5 separate regions of the Homo sapiens genome follow, and regions 1, 2, 3 and 5 are each linked to region 4. A link is a loop called in an ENCODE intact Hi-C map of the cell type or tissue named here. Cell type or tissue: heart left ventricle. All regions are shown on one strand.

Region 1 (4,000 bases), 120 kb after region 4:
GGGGATTCCACCTCCTTGAGGATCGCTACAGCCATGGGCACTGCAGGATGAGCGAAGGCTGTCAGGGCCCCCTGGCCGGGTCTGGAGACCCAGGTCCCGCCCACCTCCTGGGAGCCGCTCGCCCACCGTCCAGGCTGCCCGTGGCGCTCAGCGTGTGCAGCATCTGCTCGCACCACTGGGTGAAGCCGTCCTGGGGCCTGGGAATGCCCTGCAGCAGCTTCAGCAGCTTCTCTTCTTCCTCCGTCTTTTTGCGAATGGGCCGACCCGATAGGTGGCTGTATGAGTCACTGAAGGGGGAGGGTGAGTCAGGGTTGGAAATCAGCTGGCAGGGGTTGGGGGGGTCTGCCACCTTCCCCCTCAGGGCCATCCCGGAGCCTCCAGGTGCCACGCCCACCTGAGAGATGGGCTGCTCCGGCTGTTCTTCAGGCCGAGGCCACGGACCAGGCTCCCGCCGCTCTTGGGGGTGTCCTCCCAGAGCCCCAGGCCGCTGCTGCCGCCCCCACTCTTGTCTGGCCCGCCCCACAGTGGCCCAGCCTCAGACACCCACTGGTTCAGGGGGGCAGTGCCCAGGCCCCCAAGCTGCTACAGATGGCAGAAGATCAGAGTGGCTCAAACAAAGGCACCCCAGAAAAGCGGATGGGGAGGCTTGTTTAGGTGGCAAAGGGAGACAGGTGAGGTGAGGGCCACAAGAGCTGTTGCCATCACAGGAGAGGCTGGGACTGGGGCTGGGGCTGCACAAGTCTGGGTTCAGTATCCCCCTCCCTGTGCCACCCTGGAAACTGTAGGGGGAGCCCGGGAGGTTCCCGGCCTGCTCACCACTCGGTGGTTGGGGGCCTGGGCCCGAGCTGGCTCCCGAGGTGGGGGCTGTTTGTGCAGCTGCCGCTCGCCCTCCAGCTGCAACTCCAGGAGCGTCTTCATGGACAGCCCCTGCTTGGCCAGGCCAGCCCAGAGTGGGGGCGGGGAGCTGGGTGCGGGGGGCACAGGGACCGCCTGCTGCTGCTGTAGCAACTTCAGCAATAGCTCCTGCTGCCGCACCTAAGAGGGGGACATGGTGAGGGGACCTGGCGAGGGTTGTCCACCCAGCCAGCTGAGGCTTGGGAGCACCCACGTGCTTGCGCCGAAACAGCTCTTCCTCCTCCTGCCGCCGCTTCTGCTCCTCCTGCTGCTGCTGGCGGCGCTTCTCCTCTCGACGCTTGCGTTCCTCTTCCTCCCGCTTCGCCCTGAGCTCCACTTCTCTGCGCTCCTGGAACTGAGACCAGTGGCCCATCAGAGGGGAGAGCTGCAGGGGACAGCCTGGGGCCTGCCTCGGTCCACCCTTCATTCCCAGGGCCTCAGCCCCAGGATGCCCACTCACTTTATGTTGCAGCTGGAGTTGTTCTAGAATTGGACCCTGAGTCGAAGAGTTAATTGGTATGTCCCAAAGACTGGCCTCACCACCTGCAGGGGGCAGGGGGGCAGAGGCGGCTGCAGGTGGGCACTTGGGCCCACTGATCTAGTCCAGCCGCAGCAGTGGGCTCCCCAGCCAGAATGGCAGCTAGGGGCGTGTGGGGGTGGGGAGCAGACCCCAGACCCCATTTCACCCGGAGACTGCCTTGGGGGTGGGGACCAGTCAGGCCACACACCTGACTGTGATGAGGCTGAGGTATGTACGTCCCAGAGGCGGCCCGAATCTGGCACCGACAAGGACCGGCTCATCGTCGGGAGCAGGTTCTGGTCCCCGCCTCTGAGGAGCAAATTGTGGATTCTTAGGACCCCAAATCCATCTCTGGTCTGCCCCCATCCCCCCCCCACCCTGTATCCTGAGGGCTCGCACGCACCACGCACCTGGGGGGTTTGAGCGCCTGGAGCTGCTGCAGGAATGCCGTGAGCTGCTGCTGCTGCTGCTGTGGCGGCGGCGGTGGTGGCGGTGTCAGGTCCCCCAGAGCTGCCTTTTCTCGGAGCGCGCACTGTGGGAGCTGGCGGCTGCAAATGGGACAGTGGAGATGGTGGGCCACAGAGCCAGCGCCGGGCCTTCTCCCAGCCCACCCCAGGCCCCCCATACCTGCTGACCAGCTGGAGAAACTGCTGGTGCTGCAGCTGCTGGTACAAGGCCGCCGCGGCCAGCTCCTGTTGCTTCTTCAGCCGCTCCTGGTCCATGTTTCCCTGCTCAGGTGAGAGCTCGGCCAGTGCCCCCAGCAGGGAGGAGGGGACTCTGCTGGACTCCTGCCGGCACCCCTCACACCCTGTCCCTCCATGCAGGGGAGAAGCGGCTCACCAGCAGTGGGGGAGGTGAGGGCCCTGGGGCAAAGGGCACGCGGCCCCACATCTTGATCACCTCGCCCAGCGGCTGGAAGCCCTCATCGCAGCCCCGCTTCACCAGCAGTGACATGGAAAAGTAGCCGGCCTGGAACCACTCTGCCATCTCCTGTGTCGTGAAGGGGCCTGGACAGGGAGCGAGGGAGCGGGAGAACCACTGGGGTCACAGGGTATGCCAGAGACACCCTGAACCAGAACGGCCTTGAGCAGCCCTCCCATCCCACACAGGTACCTTGGATCTCGCCCTGTGGGTCCTTGTAGAACCACTTCCGGGCAGCCCCATGGCTGAGCGGGAGGGCAGTGGCGGCTGCAGAGTGGCGCAGGCCCTGGGTCTGCATGGCAGCCGTGAACTGCTCCTCCTCCAAGGAGCTGTCCTGCAGGGAGGCCACCAGCTTCTCCGCCTCCTGGATGCCCAGAAAAAGAAGAAAGGCTCAGCTGCCAATCTCAGCAACATCAGGATGGGGATGGGGATGGAGCTTGAGCTGGGGCCGGGGCTGGGGCCAAGCAGGTCAGGTCAGAAGTGGGAAGGGTCCCTCCCGCTTTCTCAGGCCCCCACACCTGCTGCAGGTGCTTCAAGCCTTCATCATCCTCCAGATCTCCGGGTGGGCCAGCAGAGGAGCCCACCCCGGGACTCAGCTGGATCCCCCGAATATCATCTGGAAGGCATGAGATAGGAGGTGGAAAGAAGGGCGGGGAGGAGACAAGATAGCTTTCGCCTACTCTCACTCCAGAACACCACGCTCTTGCCATGGCTCCTCAATGTGAATGCCCTGTGTGCCCACCCCCACGAGTGGGGAGCACTTTCTCCCACAGCCCCAGCGCACCCGGGAGGTAGGCCATCCTCCCTTCCTACCTTCGGCCGCTGGGGGCTCTTTCTCTGCAGTTTCGTCCCCATCCCCGTTTGTCCCCCAGAGTGGGCCCAGGGTGGGCAGTGGGGATGGGGAGCTGGACTTCTCCTCCTGAGGAGGCAGTGGGGTCAGCTCTTTCCCACCTAGAAGAGGGAGATGGCCAGAGTTCAGAACCAAGGGCTGGGCCTGCCACGCGAGTTAGCACAAGCCCTTGAGTGTGGCTGGAACCGCGGGTCACACTCCCTTAGGCCGAGTCCACCACTTCACTTGGGTCAACTCAACTAATGGCAGAGGGAATGCGGTGCCCTGACCCTCGCCTCCACGCTGCCAGACGCGGCAGGAACATATCACAACATCGCACAACACCACACAACACCGCAGACGTCACTCCAGGTTCTACAGCTTCTTCAAGGGACTTTCAAAGGTCATTTTGATTACGCCTGATTTCTATCTGGTACACTGCCTTGAAGACATGGCTCTGCTACCCCCTGGTTCCTCCCCACCTCTCAGCACTCTTCTTCCAGATCTAAGTAGCCTGATTCTACAGGTAGGTGGGCAGCCAATGCCCAGCCCGGCAAAGAACACCAGTGCCTGCCCGGCCCAGCCCCAGGCCCGCTGGGCACCCCGCGGCTCACCTGCCTCAGGCCCTTCCTCCTCTAGCCCTTCGGAAGGTTCCTCCTCCTCCTCCAACCCTTGGAAGTCCAGCTCCTGCTCCTCAGGAATGGGCTCCTTGGGGCCCTTCTGCATGGGGCCGGGGTGGGGAGCAGAGAACAGCTGGGGTGGGTGGGGAGGAAGAGGACCCCGGAAGGGCAGGTTCCCACCCTCGCCTCCTCACAGATACCTTGAGAGGCAAGAAG
Region 2 (4,000 bases), 76 kb before region 4:
CCGCCCGCCTCGGCCTCCCAAAGTGCTGGGATTACAGGCATAAGCCACCACGCCCGGCCTCTAACCCCTCTTTAGGGGTACGTAAAAATAAAACAATGCAATACCTACCCTCTTTATGTATTTATTCTTTATCTCTTTGTTAGAAGCATCCACACTTCTGTTTCTCTCCCTTAAGCCATAGTAACAACGGCTGCCATAGCCCAAGTCTGTGGGCCTCCCAAGTAGTGAAGTCTGGGAAGCAGCCTCCCACCTGCTCCCTACCCCTCTAGACTGCATCCCTCTGTCCCTTACAGAACCTTTTCTCCTCTAGCAACATTCAGAACACAGCCTTGGTCCCTCCTTCCCCAGACCCTCCTTCCTTCTTGCTGACTTGCTACAAACTATTCAAAAATTATCTTTGGGCAGTCTCTTTCTCTGCCTCAGGCACTGGTATCTGAGTCTAGAGGCCCTGGCACATTGTTGATCTCTGCAGAAATGTTTGTTGAGTAAATACATACAAATTTTTATATTTTAATTTGAGATGAAGTCTTGCTCTGTCACCCAAGCTGAAGTGCAGTGGCGTGATCTCAGCTCACTGAACCTCCGCCTCCCAGGTTGTGATTCTCCTGCCTCAGCCTCCCGAGTAGCCAGGATTGTAGGCACCCGCCACGACGCCTGGCTAATTTTTGTAGTTTTAGTAGAGATGGGCGTCTCATCATGTTGGCCAGGCTGGTCTCGAACTCCTGACCTCAAGTGATCTGCATGCCTCAGACTCCCAAAGTGCTGGGATTACAGACGTGAGCCACTGCTCCCGGCCTATACATATAAACTAATCATACTAAAGGTATAAATGTGAAATGGGTTTTAAGTGTTTTAATATTTCCCTCCCCTGGGAGCATTCTTAATAGCCTATAATATGTGGGACCTTTTACAATTTACAAGGCACTTTGGTATTATTTTACTACCCCTCCCCTTCCAAAGAATGGACTAAAGCCAGCTTGTCCAACCGCACGGGCAGCTTGTGGCCCAAGACAAATTGGTAAATTTTCTTAAAACGCCTAAGTTTTGGTTTTTGTTTTTGTTTTCGTTTTTTTTTTTTTTTTCTCTGAGACAAAGTCTCTCTCTCTCACCCAGGCTGGAGTGCAGTGGCCCGATCTGGGCTCACGTCAACCTCTGCCTTCCAGGTCAAGCGATTCTCCTGCCTTGGCCTCCCGAGTAGCTGGGATTACAGGCGCAGGCCACCATGCCCAGCTTATTTTTTCTATCTTTAGTAGACACGGGGTTTTGCCACGTTGGCCAGGCTGGTCTCAAACTTCTGATGTCAGGTGATCCACCAGCCTCGGCCTCACAAAGTGCTGGGATTTACAGGCGTGAGCCACCGCGCCCCGCCAGTGTTAAGAGTATTTTATGTGTGGCCCAAGACAAATTCTTCTTCCAATGTGGCCCAGGGAAGTTAAAAGAGTGGACATCCCCGGACTAAAGCGTCTCTCAGAGAGGTTGCACGATCTGCCTAAAGCCACACAGCAAGACTGCAAAGACGCTGCCATGGAAAGTAGCATTCGCAGGCTCCAGGGATCAGGCCGTGCCTATCTTTGCCGTGCCCATTTTCCAGCCCGTGGAAGGTACAACCGAGGTCTTCTCGAGCTGATTTACCCCCGCTGCAGAGCTGTGAGCCCAAGGGATTTCAGAGGGAGTTATTTCTAGGGGAGATAATGAGAAAAGAAAAGATAAATGAGAAAAGGGGAGGTCGAGGTCACGTCCCGTAGCGGCCCCCCGACAGTGCCAGGGTGGTAGCCGCGGTGGCCACACTCAGGTCGACCCTGGTCGTTGCGAGCGGCGCCGGGGGAGTCAAAGGTCACGAGAGGAGGACTCGGGCCACGGGGGCGGATAGCTTTGAGCCCAGACGGTGGAACGAGATCCGGGCACCCCCGGGAGGCTGCAGGGGGAGGCAGCCGATTCCCCCGCGAGCCAACTCAGGTGCTCTCCTGGCACCTGGGGGCGGTGGGGAAAGGGGGCGCGGCCGCCGGAGCACGCCCCCTGCTGGGCTGAGCCGCCGCCCGTCCCGTTCCCCACCCTCGGAGCCCCTCGGCCCGGAAAGCGGCACCCCCTGGCGGCCCCAGCGCCTCACTGCACCCCGGGCCCCGCAGCCGCAGCCTCGGCCCCGGACCGACGCTGGGTGCGGACCCGGGGCGCGCCGGGCGTACGGGTTGCACGGGGTGCACGGGGTACACGGTGCGGGGGCGTGGGCCCCAGGCTGCCGCTGGGGGGCGCCGCCGCACGCCGCTCCGCCGGGGCCGGGGAGACCGAACTCAGCACCGACCGGCCGGGCAGGGGGCGAGGGGCGGCGAGGAGCGGACGCCCAAAGACCGCGACGGGCTGGCGCCGGGCCCCCAGCGCCCCACGACCTTCCTCCGAATCTGCCCCCGCAGGCTCCGCGGCTCCCCCGCCCCGCGCCCCAGCCCCACGGCCCCGCGCCGCACGGCCGCTCCCGTTCCGTCCTTGGAGGGTGTGGAAGGGTGGGTTTGGGGCCGGGGGCGGGTCTGGGGGCGGACCCGGAGGCGGGGCTGTCTCTGCGGCAGGGCCCAGCTTCGCTCCCCCCGGTCTGTCTCTGTCTCTCCTCCTCCCTCCTCCTGCTCCGGGCGGAGCCCGGCATGGGGGGGCCGGCGCCCGGCAGGCCAGGTACGGTGATGGAGAACCTGGGGAGGCTTGGTGCAGGAAGGTTGGGGTGGGGGGACAAGGGACAGGGAGGATTGGCGGAGCGAAAGGCGGAGAAGCCCAGGGTAGCAGGACAAGGGGAAGGGGAGGGGTGCCAGGAACCTGGGGCCCTTGGATGGAGAAGGGGGATGAAGCAGGCCAGGTTTGGAACAGGGGAAGGGGGAGGACGGCTGTAAGGAGGGGCGCCTGGGAGGAGAAGTGAGGCTGAAGGCGAAAAGAAGAGTGTGGGTTTGGGGGAAGGAAAACCGGAGCAGGTATGGAGGCCGCAGCCCAGAAGGTAGCAGTGGGGCCAGACTGGAGCCCCCCGGGTGGGATTGAGGGGCGGGGACTGGAAGAGGAAAACCAGGGGGCCTCCCAAATCCTGGAGGAAGAAGAAGGTGATTGGGGCCATCAGCGAGGGAGGGAGGCAGAGACTAAACCATTGCTAAAGGGCCAGGGAGCCAGAATCGGGGTGGACCAAGGCCCAGGCCCGGGGAAGGACTGGAAGTGGGGGAAGGCAGGCAGTGGAGATAGATGGATGGGTGGTATTTTAGATACCCAACTCAGGGTGTCTCCCATCCTTCCTTCAGCGTCCCCACCCTGCCCTCATGAGATCCCCCTACAGCCCAAGATAGGGGGGAGAGTCTGACCATCTCCCCTTTTCCCAGTGGGGTGCAATGTACGCAAGTAGGCCCTGGGCATAACTCTGCCTGTAGGTGTGTCCAGTTCTGTGTAGCAGATTTGTGTGTGTCTGGAGGTCTGTGGGTGTGTCTGTGGGTGTTTATGTCTGTGTGCCTGTCTATCCCTAGGTTTCTGTTTACCTATGCCAATCTCTGCGTCTGGTCCTCTGTCTGTAGATGTGGGTCGGTGGCTCCGTGGTTTGTGTGTCTGAATGTGTACTTGTGTAGCTGAGGGGTTGCAGTCCGTTTGTGGGGCCTGTATGGGTGGTGGATCGGGATGTCTTTACACAAGAAGGGAATCTGTGTTGACCTGGTCTCTCCAGAGTGTGTATTTGGGGCTCTGAACACCTTTGTCGGGGTCTGTGTCTGTCTGTCTGTGGGTCCTCGAAGCTGTGTTGGGTTTTCTGTCTGTGTTTTCCTCTCTGAGGACCCGAGTCATGTCTCTTCTCCGTTTTCTCTCTTTCATTCATCCCTGGCCCCCACCCATCCCACCTTTCTTTTTTTTCCGTTCTCACCCACCCCGCCCGCCAGTGGATCCGGGACCCAGGGAGGGCCGCCCCCCGGGCCTGGTGGCACTGAGCAGGGCCCCCCAGCCCCCACCTCCTGCCCCACGAGATGAACCTCCTCTACCGAAAAACCAAGCTGGA
Region 3 (4,000 bases), 90 kb before region 4:
AGCCACTGGAGAGACACAGGAAGGTGAGGGGAGGAGAGGAGAAGCCTTCCCAGGTGCTGGTTTCTTGGACCACAGCCTCCCGCCCACACCCCCCTGTACCTGTGACAGTAGAGAATGAGGGAGAGGAGGGTTTTGTCCATCCCCCTGCGGGTTGAAGGCCGCTGCCCAGGGCCTCCCAGGCCCCGGTGGGGCGGGGGCCCAGATGTCCCTCGGATGGGGGATGCACCCCGGGGAGAGCAAGGGGAAGAGGCACAGCCCCTTTTTCGGGGCAGCCCCGGAGCCATCCCCACCACTCGGGTCTCATAAGACGACACCAGGGACTTGACAGAGACCCCTGGCTGGGCCATGCCCAAGGGGAAAGGGTCCTTAGACACCCCCCCAATGGAGAGGGATGCAGTGAAGGGAATGCCTGGGGGGCTCAGAGCCCCCCGGGCAGAGCAGGGTCTGGCTGGTGCCAGGCAGGCAGAGAGGAGACAGTGCCTCGGGGGTGCTGGCCTGAAAGATATACACCACCCCCCCAAGGGCAAGGCCTGGCTGCTATTGGCTCCTTGGGGACACGGGGACCCCCCCTCCTTTCAGCTCCTCGGTGGGCGGGAATTCCCAGACACGGTCAGTGCCAGTGTCCCCTTCTCACCCTGGCACCAATCCCAGAGTGGAGGGGAGGGGGCCGGCCGAGGAAGTCAGCTGGTGGCTGGGCCAGGGGAGGGGCGTGGGGCAGAAGCCTGGGTCTGAGCGGGGAGTGAAGGGTGTGAAGGGAGAGGAAGGGGCTGGCCTTCGGAGGCCCCTCGCCACCTCCGACCCCATTCTGTCCCCTCCGTCACTCAAGGCCTTGGGAAAGAGGGTGGAGGTGGCTGGGGTAGGGGGCGTTCTGACGTGCTCGTGGTCTTCCATAGATCATGAGCGCTCTCCCACCAAAAAACCCCACAAGGCTCACATCATGGGTGACCCCTGGGATCTGGCCAGAGGGTCCCTGAGTCTCCAGAGAAGACCAAAAATGGGAAAGGTTACCATGGCAACAGAAACTGAGCCCAAAGCCCTAGAAGATGAATACAGCGTAAAGGCCAGGCGTGGTGGCTCACACCTGTAATCCCAGCACTTTGGGAGGCCAAGGTGGGTGTATCACTTGAGGTCAGGAGTTTGAGACCAGCCTGGCCAACATGGAGAAACCCCATCTCTACTGAAAATACAAAAATTAGCCAGGCGTGGTGGAGGGTGCCAGCAATTCCAGCTACTCAGGAGGCTGAGGCAGGAGAATCGCTTGAACCCAGGAGGTGGAGGTTGCAGTGAGCCGAGATCGTGCTACTGCACTCCAGCCTGGACGACAGAGTGAGATCTTGTCTCAAAAAAAAGCCAGGTGTGGTGGCTCACGCTTGTAATCCCAGCACTTTGGGAGGCTGAGGCGAGTGGATCACCTGAGGTCAGAAGTTTGAGACCAGCCTGGCCAACATGGTGAAACCCTGGCTCTACTAAAAGTACAAAAAATTAGCTGGGCATGGTGGGGGGTGCCTGTAATCCTAGCTACTCTGGAGGCTGAGGCAGGAGAATCGCTTGAACCTGGGAGGCGGAGGTTGCAGTGAGCCGAGATCGTGCCACTGAATTCCAGCCTGGACAACAAGAGCAAAACTCTGTCTTAAAAAAAAAAAAAAAAAAATCGCCTATGGGCCTGGGACCTGGGTCTGGGGTCTCAGAGGAAGCGAGGGTTTGAGGAGAGGAAGGGAAGTGAGCTTGGAGAAGGGACACTGGGAAGAGGAGCAACAGGGCTTGGAAGAGGGCTGGGAGTCTGGGGTGACAGGGTCTGGCTGCAGTCTGGGAAGTGGCCACCAGAGGGCGACTCAGGCCTGGCTCAACAGCCCCCAGGGCCGGGCTCCAGGCTGGCTCCACGACGTTGGGCTCCTGGTCCCAGAACCTGGCTCTCCCTCAAGCCCCACTCTCAGGCCCCACCTGCGCAGGCCCTTGTGCTGACCTCATCCTCCAAGGCTCCCTCTCCCACCCCTCAGGCCCCAGGCTCTTGCCCTGAGGCTCCCGACCCACCCTTGCACCCCTGCACTCTGGCGCTGTGGCGGGATCCCCAGTCCTGCCCTCCAGCCCCCAGCTGGGCCCCCCTTGGAGCAGGGGCCTCAAGGCGCTGCAGCCCACATCCCTGGACTCCCTTGTAAGCCCTCCCTCCTGGCTGTCAGCTCAGACTTGCTTTCCTGCAGGGGGATCAGCACTCAATTCAAGGTGACCCCTGGATAAGGTCCTGCAGCCAGGAAGGGAGCACAAGGGAGCTGGGAATTTTCCATTTCTCATCCCAGCTCTGGGTGCAGAAGGCGCTGACAGGTGGAGCAACTAAGGAGGTGACTAGGCCTGAGCGAGCAGGATGGGGTGGGTGGGGGAAGGGCATCTGGGACTCTTGGGGTGGTGGGAGAGGAGAAGTTGAAGGGTGGAGGTGGGTCTGCCAGCAGGAGGGTCAAAGTAATTTTCGAGCTATTTCAATCAGCAACACCTGGGTGGAGATGGAGCCACCACAGAAAGCCCAATACTGCCACCACCCCATTAAACACTCACAGAGACCAAAGGGGTTGGATACACAGGGATAGGAACATGGGCCCTGCTGGGCAGAGACTCAGGGGTAAAGATGTCAAGTAAGGTGTTCATTCTCACCAGAGATAAAGGAATAATACAGCAATAAACGTTTGTTAGCCGACAGGTGACTGTCTTCTGTTTGTCTAGCGCCTGGGAGTTTTTGCTCTTGTTGCCCAGGCTGGAGTGCAATGGCGGGATTTTCCCTCATTGGAACCTCCACCTCTGGGTTCAAGTGATTCTCCTGCCTCAGCCTCCAGAGTAGCTGAGATTACAGGCATGAGCCACCATGCCCAGCTAATTTTTGTATTTTTGCCGGGGAGCCTCCGGCAAAATGGGGTTTCACCATGTTGGCCAGGCTGGTCTTGAACTCCTGACCTCATGATCCACCCACCTCAGCCTCCCATCTCAGTCCTGGGATTACAGGTGTGAGTCACTGTGCCAGGCCTCTATTGGAACATTCTAACACACACTTCAAGGGACCAGGGCTCTGGCAATGCAGGCCCTTCCCTTTAGGACCCCAAAGCGAGGGGTTGTGGGCACTGTGCTAGAATTCTTTGACAGGGTCCGGGGGAGGAAAGTAGGGGCTGCTGAGACAGGATCGACCTCCACCACAAGCCCAAAAGCAAGTTTGTATGGATTAGAAAATGCCCCCTTCTTCGAGATCCTTAATGCCATCTTCTGGAAAACTGTCGTGACTTCAAGCATTGACTGTGATTTCAAATATGAGCGGCACCCCCTGGAGTTAGTTGTGCAGTGTGTGACATGCACAGTGGGAGACTTAGCCCTGCAGGACTCTTGGTCCTGGGGCGGGGACAGCCCTAGAAGCTGGTCTTCCTCTTTGAGGGTCAAATAAAACGGCCTCAACATGAAGATGAGATAAAAAGCAGGACACCTGGGAGAAATGGGGAGCCTGGGATCTTGGGGACAGGGGCCAGCCCTGCACACTCTCCAGTGGGTTCAGGGGATCCCCCAGGGCCTAGGTCTGGGGCCAAGAAAGTGTCATCCAGCTGCCCTGTCTCTATGCTGTCCCGGATCTGTGGTGTCTTTGGGGCGGGGCTGGGGAGGTCGGGGAGGGGGAAGGGGGGCTGGCTCCCTGCCCTGCTTGGGAGAGCTGTACCTGACTGTCCTAGAGAGAAAGGATATTGTAGACCATTGCCGCCACCTCTTTGCCTGGGACACAGGCATCCCAGTAGGACAGTGGAGAAGGTGTGGCTTTGGAGTTGGACCCAGGCTCCAGCTGCAGTCCAGCCACTTAAACTAGCTGGGTGGCCCTTGGGCAAGTTTCTAAAACCCTCCTGGCCGGGTGAGGTGGCTCATGCTTGTAATCCCAGCACTTTGGGAGGTCGAGGTGGGTGGATCACCTGAGGTCAGGAGTTTGAGATCAGCCTGGCCAACATGGTGAAACCCCGTTTCTACTAAAAATACAAAAATTAGC
Region 4 (4,000 bases):
AGTATCCATAAAGTATTTTTAAAATTCCTGTGAATATGAAAATATAATAATGGACAAGACATATAAGCAGGTAACACCCAGAAAAAAAAATATGAAAATAGGCCAGGCGCGGTGGCTCATGCCTATAATCCCAGCAGTTTGGGAAGCTGAGGCAGGTGGATCACCTGAGGTCAGGAGTTCAAGACCAGCCTTGCCGATATGGTGAAACCCTGTCTCTGCTAAAAATACAAATATTAGCCGGGCATGGTGGCAGGCGCCTGTAATAGCAGCTACTTGGGAGGCTGAGGCAGGAGAATCACTTGAACCCGGGAGGCGGAGGTTGCAGTGAGCAGACATCGTGCTGTTGCGCTCCAGCCTGGGCGACAAGAGCGAGACTTTGTCTCGAAAAACAAAAAAACAAAAGAAAATATCCTCAACCTAATTAATCAGAGAAATGCAAACTAGGATAAGATAGTTTTGCACATCATGTTGGCAAAATTTTTAGATTGATAATGGCCAGTATTATGTGGGGGAAAATGACCTTCTTGTGCGCTGTTGGCAGGAATTGTACATTGGTGCAGGAATATTCGATTTAGTAAGAAAGGTGTGCTCCTAGGAATGGGAGCACTCGAGGAAACAGCCTATATAAAGTTGTTATAGATGCGTCCCTTCTGAAATGCCTTCCCAGTACAATTGATTGCTCTAAAGACAGAGTTTTTTTTGTTTTTGTTTTTGTTTTTTTTTTTTTTTAGACGGAGTCTCACTCTGTCACCCAGGCTGGGGTGTAGTGGCACAATCTCGGCTCACTGCAAACTCCGCCTCTCGGGTTCACGCTATTCTCCTGCCTCAGCCTCCTGAGTAGCTGGGGCCACAGGCACCCGCCACCACACCTGGCTAATTTTTTGTATTTTTAGTAGAGACAGGGTTTCACCGTAAAGACAGTTTTTGGGGCAGACTCAGAGAGAAGGAAGGGCTCAGCTCCACGGATGTCCCAAGCATTAAACCTTTTGTCCACTATCTGGCTGTCTCAAAAAGCAGTCAGTCACTGGGCGCAGTGGCTCATACCTGTAATCCCGGCACTTTGGGAGGCTGAGTGGGGTGCATCATTTGAGGTCAGAAGTTTGAAACCAGCCTGGCCTACATGGTGAAACCCCTCTCTACCAAAATACAAAAATTAGCCAGGCATGGTGGTGCGTGACTGTAGTCCCAGCTACTGGGGAGGCTGAGGCAGGAAGATTGCTTGAACCCGGGAGGCTGAGGTAGCAGTGAGCTGAGATTGCGCCACTGCACTCTGGGTGACAGAGCAAGACTCTGTCTCAAACAAAACAAAAACAGTCAATCTACAGCCAAACCCAGAGCCAAGGAACATTTCCGAGGATCCTGCCATTGTTGGGTGCCTTCATGCATTATGTCCATGAGGAAGGAAAGAGCTTCCCTTTGCAGGAAACTGGCTCAACTTGGCCCAGATCTAATGCTGATAATTGGCAGAACCGCTTCCCACTACACCATGATCATGCAGGTGTTCCCGTGAGTGTGACTTAGCTGTTGGGTGTGAACTGAGAGAGGAGATTTTGAGAGGTGGGTGTCTCTTCTGACAAACCTGCTTTTATTTTTATATTTCTGAGGGGGAGTATGGAGAGAGGGGTTTTCAAAACTGCTTCTCTCCCTCAAACTGTGATAAGGCAGGGTAGAAATCTAGCTGCGTGGTATAAGAAGCGCATGAAGGCCGGGTGTGGTGGCTCATGCCTGTAATCCCATCACTTGGGGAGGCTGAGGTGGGCAGATCACCTGAGCTCAGGAGTTTGAGACCAGCCTGGGCAACATGGCAAAACTTCATTTCTACCAAAAATACAAATAATTAGCTGGCCATAGTGGTGCGTGCCTGTAGTCCCAGCTACTCAGGAGGCTAAGGTGGGAGAATCAGCTGAGCCCTGAAGGTCGAGGCTGCAGTGAGCTGAGATCATGCCACTGCACTCCAGCCTGGGCAATTGGAATGAGACCCTGTCTCAAAAAAAAAAAAAAAAAGTGCATGAAATGAAAAGCAAACAGGAGTGCAGGTGTTTCTTGGGCCACCGCCTCCTTTGTGAGAATGCACCCTCTGTGCAAAGGGCCAACCCTGCCTGGGCTAGGGATGGTTCTGCCCCCTAGTGTCCACAGGGAGGCACAGCATGGCCTGCAGCCTCTCTCCCAGCCTGGTCCTCACTGGGTGAAGCTCCTGGAACATGCAGGACCACAGCAGCACAAAGAGTCAGCCATCCGAGGAAAGGGAGCCGTGCTTGCGTGGAAATTCCACATACTGTACTTGGAGGCAGGCAGGCAGGGAAAGGCCTCGGCTGGGAGAGTCAGTAGAGGATCCAACACCATGCTGCTGGCTTTTTTTTTTTTTTGGAAACAGTCTTGCCCTGTCGCCCAGGCTGGAGTGCAGTGGCTCAATCTTGGCTCACTGCAATCTTCCTCTTCCAGGTTCAAGTGATTCTGGTGCCTCAGCCTCCCGTGTAGTTGGGATTACAGGTATGCACCACCACGCCCAGCTTATTTTTGTGCTTTTAGTAGAGACAGGGTTTTGCCATGTTGGCCAGGCTTGTCTTAAACTCCTGACCTCAAGCGATCTGCTTGCCTCAGCCTCCCAAAGTGCTGGGATTACAGGTGTGAGCCACTGGGCCTGGCCCCACCCAGGTGGCTTTCTAGCCTGTCTTGCATCCTGTGGATTAGAAAGGATTGATGACCAAGTAAGCACAGTGGCATTGTAGCCTTGCCCAGGAGGAAGCTGGCAGCCAGCACTCATTCATCTAGAAAGCCCAGGCATTTAGGAAGGAGGTGGCAAAGGAGAGCACTGTCTTACAAGTGCCGACACTCAGTGAGAGGGAGCGGGGCTTCAGGACCTGGCAGCAGGTAGGCACTGGGCACTTCGTCTTCCCTACTAGATTCTCAGCTTCACCCATTTAGGGCCCGGGTCGCTGTTATTTATGCATAGTGCCTGGCATGTGGAAGATCTCCCTTTTTTTTTTTTTTTTTTTTTGAGACGGAGTCTCACTCTGTCGCCCAGGCTGGAGTGCAGTGATATGATCTCGGCTCACTGCAAACTCCACCTCCCGGGTTCACGCCATTCTCCTGCCTCAGCCTCCTGAGTAGTTGGAACTACAGGCACCCGCCACCATGCCTGGCTAATTTTTTTTTTTTTTGTATTTTTAGTAGAGACGGGGTTTCACCGTGTCAGCCAGGTTGGTCTTGATCTCCTGACCTCGTGATCCGCCCTCCTCGGCCTCCCAAAGTGCTAGGATTACAGGCATGAGCCACCACACCTGGCCAGATCTCCCTTTTTTTTTTTTTTTTGAGACGGAGTTTCGCTCTTATTGCCCAGGCTGGAGTGCAATGGTGTGATCCTAGCTCACTGCAACCTCCACTTCCCGGGTTCAAGTGATTCTCCTGCTTCAGCCTCCGAAGTAGCTGGGATTACAAGCACCTGCCACCATGCCTGGCTAATTTTTGTATTTTTAGTAGAGACAGGGTTTCACCATGTTGGCAAGGGTGGTCTCGAACTCCTGACCTCAAGTAATCTGCTCGCCTTGGCCTCTGAAAGTATTGGGATTACAGGCATGAACTGCCGCGTCCTGTCAATAAAGCCTCTTTCCATCTGGACCCTCCTTTTACATTCACAGCAGCCCAGTGTGGTCGATAGGGTCCCAAGATAGAGACGAGACTTTGATGTGCAGACAGGAGGCTTTCTTAAAATGACAGGGACTCAGCCTCTTCCCCTGAGACAAGATTGCTTGGAATTTCCAGGACTCTTGGCCCTCAGCTGTTTTGTAAGATTTCCATGTGGGCCTTGCCCTCTGTGCTTTTTCTTTTTGGCTCTGAAGAAGAGGCAGGGCAGGAGAACCCCGCAGCGGGGCTGGCCCCATGAACAGTGCCTCCAGGCTCAGGGCACTGGGGCGGCCTCCCGAGAAGCAGCGGCTAAATGGGGAAGGGACAGTGCTGATAGCTGGAGGCTGCACAGGCCAGGAGCCTCCTGAGTGTGATG
Region 5 (4,000 bases), 51 kb before region 4:
AGCTGCGGTGCAGTGACCCAATCTCAGCTCACTGCAACCTCCACCTCCCGGGTTCAAGCAATTATCCTGCCTCAGCCTCTGGAGTAGCTGGGATTACAGGCATGTGCCACTACGCCTACTTTTTGTATTTTTAGTAGAGACGGAGTTTCTCCATGTTAGCGAGGCTGGTCTCGAACTCCTGACCTCAGGTGATCCACCGCCTCGGCCTCCTAAAGTGCTGGGATTACAGGCGTGAGCCACCACGCCCAGCCACCTGTGGATTTCTTTATGTCTCTCCACCTTCTCACTTTGAGTTTATATGAGGCTGGGTTATGTCTTTCTGTGTTTTCCTGGGTCTTGGCATTTGTTTCTATCTCTTCCCCTCTCTTTCCTTCTGTCCTTTGTTTCTCCATCACACTGTCTCCTGACATCGATCTCTTCCTGTATCTTTGCTCTATAATTGCCCCATATAAATCCTAAGGATATATTTTATTGTTCATTGCACATATTAAATAGTTTGATGTGCCCTGCCCCTTAATTTAAAATGCAAAGAACAGGCTGGGTGTGGTGGCTCACGCCTGTAATCCCAGCACTTTGGGAGGGTGAATCACCTGAGGTGAAGGTAGGCGAATCACCTGAGGTTGGGAGTTCGAGACTAGCCTGACCAACATGGAGAAACCCCATCTCTACTAAAAATACAAAATTATCTGGGCGTGGTGGCACATGGCTGTAATCCCAGCTACTCGGGAAGCTGAGGCAGGAGAATTGCTTGAAGCCAGGAGGCAGAGGTTGTGGTGAGCTGAGCTCGCGCCCCTGCACTCCAGCCTGGGCAACAAGAGGGAAACTCTGTTTCAAAATAATAATAATAATAATAATAATAATAAATAAAATAAAATACAAAGAACAACATGTTCCATCGCTCCACCTAAATCTCCTATTTTATTGCTCCTTCTCTCTGACCTTTTTTTAGTTTGTTTTTATTTTGTCAAGTTATACACATACATAATTTTAAGAGTCAAATTGTACTAAAAGGTTAACAATGGTGAAAAGCAATCCCTGCTCTTTCTACTCTTGACCTGCTTCTTGGATTCAACCAACTTCTTCAGTTGTTTCTTCCAGTATATGCCTCTTGGTTTCTTTTCTGTTTTTTTTTTTTTTTTCTTTAGACAGAGTCTTGCTCTGTCACCTAGGCTGGAGTGCAGTGGCATGATCTTGGCTCACTGCAACTTCCGCCTCCTGGGTTCAAGCGATTCTCGTGCCTCAGCCTCCTGAGTAGCTGGGACTACAGGCGCGTGCCACCACACACGGCTAATTTTTGTATTTTCTGTAGAGATGGGGTTTCACCATGTTGGCCAGGCTACCCTTGAACTCCTGACCGCAGGTGATCCTCCTGCCTCGGCCTCCCAAAGTGCTGAGATTACAGGCATGAGCCCAGCTCCAGTTTCTAAATAACTTGCTTGTATAGCTATTCCTTGATTTTTCTATTTTAGATACGATCTATGATTTCTTAAAACAGGAAATGAGGATTTAACTTTTACACCCCCACACAAAACTCTTTCCCTTCCCCTATCCTCTCAATACAATTATATCATAAAATTTAGAATTAAGTATTTATAATATATATATTTTTTGAGACAGGGTCTCAGTCTCACTCTGTCTCCCAGGCTGGAGTGCAGTGGTGCAGTCATAGCTCACTTCAGCCTCCAATTCCTGGACTCAAGCCATCCTCCTGCCTCGGCCTCCAGAGTAGCTGGGACTAGAGGCATGTGCCAGTGTGGGCAGCTAATTTTTAAAATTTTTTTGTAGAGACAGGGGTCTCGTATGTTGCCCAAACTGGTCTTGAACTCCTGGTTTCAAGTGATTCTCATGCCTCAGCCTCCTAAAGTGCTGGGATTACAGGCATGAGCCACCACTCCAAGCCCCTAAGTGTCCGTTCTTTGCATTCCCTTGGCACTCCGTGTACACCTGCCACTGTTACATCAGTTGTTGTCTGCTGCATAACAAACTATCTCAGAGCGTAGTGGCTTAAAACAATTTTCATGTATTCTCTCGCAGTTCTGTGGATCAGGAATTCAGGGCATGACGGGATTGGCTTGGCTCTGCTCCACGACGTGTGGGGCCTCAGCTGGAAGACCGGAAGACTGGAGGGCTGACGTTACCTGCAGGCTTCATGGAGGCTGGAGGCTTGGTTTCCCAGATGGCTCACTCACACGGCAGGCAAGTTGGTGCTGGTTATTGGCAGCCGGCCTCAGTTCCTCCTGAGCAGCTCTATAGGTTGCGTGGATGTCCTCGTGATGCGGCAGCTGGCTTGCCCCCGGAGTGGGGGCTCTGAGAGAGAGAGAGCAAGGCAGAAGCACAATGTCTTTTATGACCTAGCCCCAGAAATCACACACTGTCATTTCCATCACATTTAGTTTATTAAAAGCAAGTCCCAGCCAGGTGTGGTGGCTCATGCCTGTAATCCCAGCACTTTGGGAGGCCGAGGCAGGCGGATCACTTGAGGTTAGCAGTTTGAGACCAGCCTGACCAACATAGAAAAACCCCATCTCTACTAAAAATACAAAATTAGCCAGGCAACAGGGTGTGGTGGCTCACACCTGTAATCCCAACACTTTGGGAGGCCAAGGCAGGTGGATCACAAGGTCAGGAGTTCAAGACCAGCCTGGCCAAGATGGTGAAAACCTGTCTGTATTAAAAATACAAAAATTAGCCGGGTATGGTGGTGGGTGCCTGTAATCCCAGCTACTCTGGAGGCTGAGGCAGGAGAATCGCTAGAACCCGGGAGGCAGAGGTTGCAGTGAGCCGAGATCACTCTACTGCCCTCTGGCCTGGGCAACAGAGTGAGACTCCATCTCAAAAAAAAAAATTAGCCAGGCGTAGTGGCGCATGCCTGTAATCCCAGCTACTCTAGAGGCTAAGGCAGGAGAATCACTTGAACCCAGGAGGTGGAGGTTGCAGTGAGCCAAGATCACGCCACTGCACTCCAGCCTGGGCAACAGAGCGAGACTCTGTCTCCAAAAAAAAAAAAAAATTATTTTCACTTTTTCTGGCCAGGAACCTTGCTAGATGCGATAGGTCCAGAAATTAAAAACTGTCCTGCTCTTGAGAAAACAGCAGGTTAGGCCACGTGTGGTGGCTCATGCCTGAAATTCTAGTGCTTTCGGAGGCCGAGGTGGGAAGATTGCTTGAGGCAAGGAGTTCGAGATCAGCCTGGGTAACAGAGTGAGACTTTGTGTCTACCAAAAGTAAAAAAAATTAGCCAGGCATGGTGATGCAAACTTGTAGTCTCAGCTATTTGGGAGGCTGAGATGGGAGGATCACTTGAACCCAGGAGTTGGAGGCTGCAGTGAACTACGATCACACCACTGCACTCCAGGCTGGGTGACAGAATAAGACCCAGTCTCTAAAAACAAAACAAAACAAAAAAAAAAAAAAAAGAAAGAGAAGAAAGAAAAGAAATGAGTGTAGAAAGGGATCCTTTAAGATGAAATCGATGCCTCCTCATGGAGTTCTAAGCCCTCAGAAGTGGAAGTCAACTGGAGTGTGCAATTTTCTATCTTTCAACTAACCCAACAGTTTCTACCTCACCCTCCTGCCTTCCTAGGACTCTGTGCACACACCCACCAGAGTGTTATCACATTGCAAGACAGAACCCAATTGTCTCCTTTATCTCCTCTACCAGACTTTGTGCTCCATCAGTTGAAGAGTAGGATGAAGAAAAAAAAAAAAGGTTACATGAAGATGATGGAATTATAATCAGGCCTTGAAGAACGGAGACAATTCCAGCCATTGTTGTAGATGTGGAGGCTGAAGGACATTCCAATTTGAAGGAACAGAGTAAGTAAAGGAGGGTGGGGCCAGATCAAAGAAGACATGCAGGCCAGGCGCAGTGGCTCCTGTCTGTAATCCCAGCACTTTGGGAGGCCAAGGCAGGCGGGCGGATCACTTGAGGTTAGCAGTTTGAGACCAGCCTGGGCAACATGGAGAAACCCTGTCTCTACTAAAAATACAAAAATTAGCC

The links. A loop is a pair of places that touch in the nucleus more often than their neighbours do. Peaks named below come from ENCODE experiments on the same cell type or tissue, not always from the same donor. Only the 100,000 strongest peaks of a DNase experiment are listed, where the experiment ranks them.
Region 1: it touches region 4 in a loop (2.9-fold over the local background); 82 of 110 quality-filtered maps call a loop at or near these places.
Region 2: it touches region 4 in a loop (5-fold over the local background); 66 of 110 quality-filtered maps call a loop at or near these places.
Region 3: a loop joins it to region 4, with 6 times the contacts of the local background. A loop is called at or near these places in 103 of 110 quality-filtered maps.
Region 5: a loop joins it to region 4, with 6 times the contacts of the local background. A loop is called at or near these places in 4 of 110 quality-filtered maps.

What each region holds. Positions count from the first base shown.
Region 1 is chr7:100,682,196-100,686,195 of GRCh38, forward strand. GIGYF1 (GRB10 interacting GYF protein 1) reads right to left here. Exons shown (of 27, transcript NM_001375765.1): 11 at 3,985-4,000; 12 at 3,779-3,884; 13 at 3,149-3,286; 14 at 2,854-2,951; 15 at 2,528-2,699; 16 at 2,255-2,421; 17 at 2,042-2,142; 18 at 1,825-1,962; 19 at 1,623-1,723; 20 at 1,355-1,437; 21 at 1,109-1,249; 22 at 817-1,035; 23 at 395-582; 24 at 127-287; 1 more. Among named protein-coding and RNA genes, the nearest start is that of GIGYF1, 10 kb to the right of the region's middle. In heart left ventricle, no CTCF peak of the experiment used is centred here; DNase peaks (open chromatin) are centred at 116, 356, 1,996, 2,296 and 1 weaker place.
Region 2 is chr7:100,481,344-100,485,343 of GRCh38, forward strand. It overlaps NYAP1 (neuronal tyrosine phosphorylated phosphoinositide-3-kinase adaptor 1), which reads left to right and starts at 2,584. Exons shown (of 7, transcript NM_173564.4): 1 at 2,584-2,658; 2 at 3,885-4,000. The coding sequence starts at 3,969. RefSeq lists silencers at 1,920-2,309, 1,972-2,187, 2,360-2,629 and an enhancer at 2,879-3,405. In heart left ventricle, CTCF peaks have their summits at 2,039 (motif pointing left) and 2,239 (motif pointing right); DNase peaks (open chromatin) are centred at 1,849, 2,078 and 2,548; H3K4me3 peaks cover 1,436 bases.
Region 3 is chr7:100,467,596-100,471,595 of GRCh38, forward strand. It overlaps TSC22D4-C7ORF61 (TSC22D4-C7orf61 readthrough), which reads right to left. Exons shown (of 6, transcript NM_001395846.1): 4 at 1-5. It overlaps TSC22D4 (TSC22 domain family member 4), which reads right to left. Exons shown (of 5, transcript NM_030935.5): 4 at 1-5. Among named protein-coding and RNA genes, the nearest start is that of SPACDR, 5.3 kb to the left of the region's middle. RefSeq lists silencers at 1,737-1,906, 1,947-2,096. In heart left ventricle, a CTCF peak has its summit at 1,813 (motif pointing right); a DNase peak (open chromatin) is centred at 1,846; H3K27ac peaks cover 454 bases.
Region 4 is chr7:100,557,832-100,561,831 of GRCh38, forward strand. The region is part of intron 6 of AGFG2 (ArfGAP with FG repeats 2); the gene reads left to right. Among named protein-coding and RNA genes, the nearest start is that of SAP25, 14 kb to the right of the region's middle. RefSeq lists enhancers at 1,904-1,953, 2,224-2,273. In heart left ventricle, CTCF peaks have their summits at 2,128 (motif pointing left) and 2,329; a DNase peak (open chromatin) is centred at 2,130.
Region 5 is chr7:100,507,321-100,511,320 of GRCh38, forward strand. It overlaps LOC107986829 (a long non-coding RNA gene), which reads left to right and starts at 2,444. Exons shown (of 4, transcript XR_001745301.2): 1 at 2,444-2,481; 2 at 3,662-3,816. In heart left ventricle, no CTCF peak of the experiment used is centred here; a DNase peak (open chromatin) is centred at 2,111.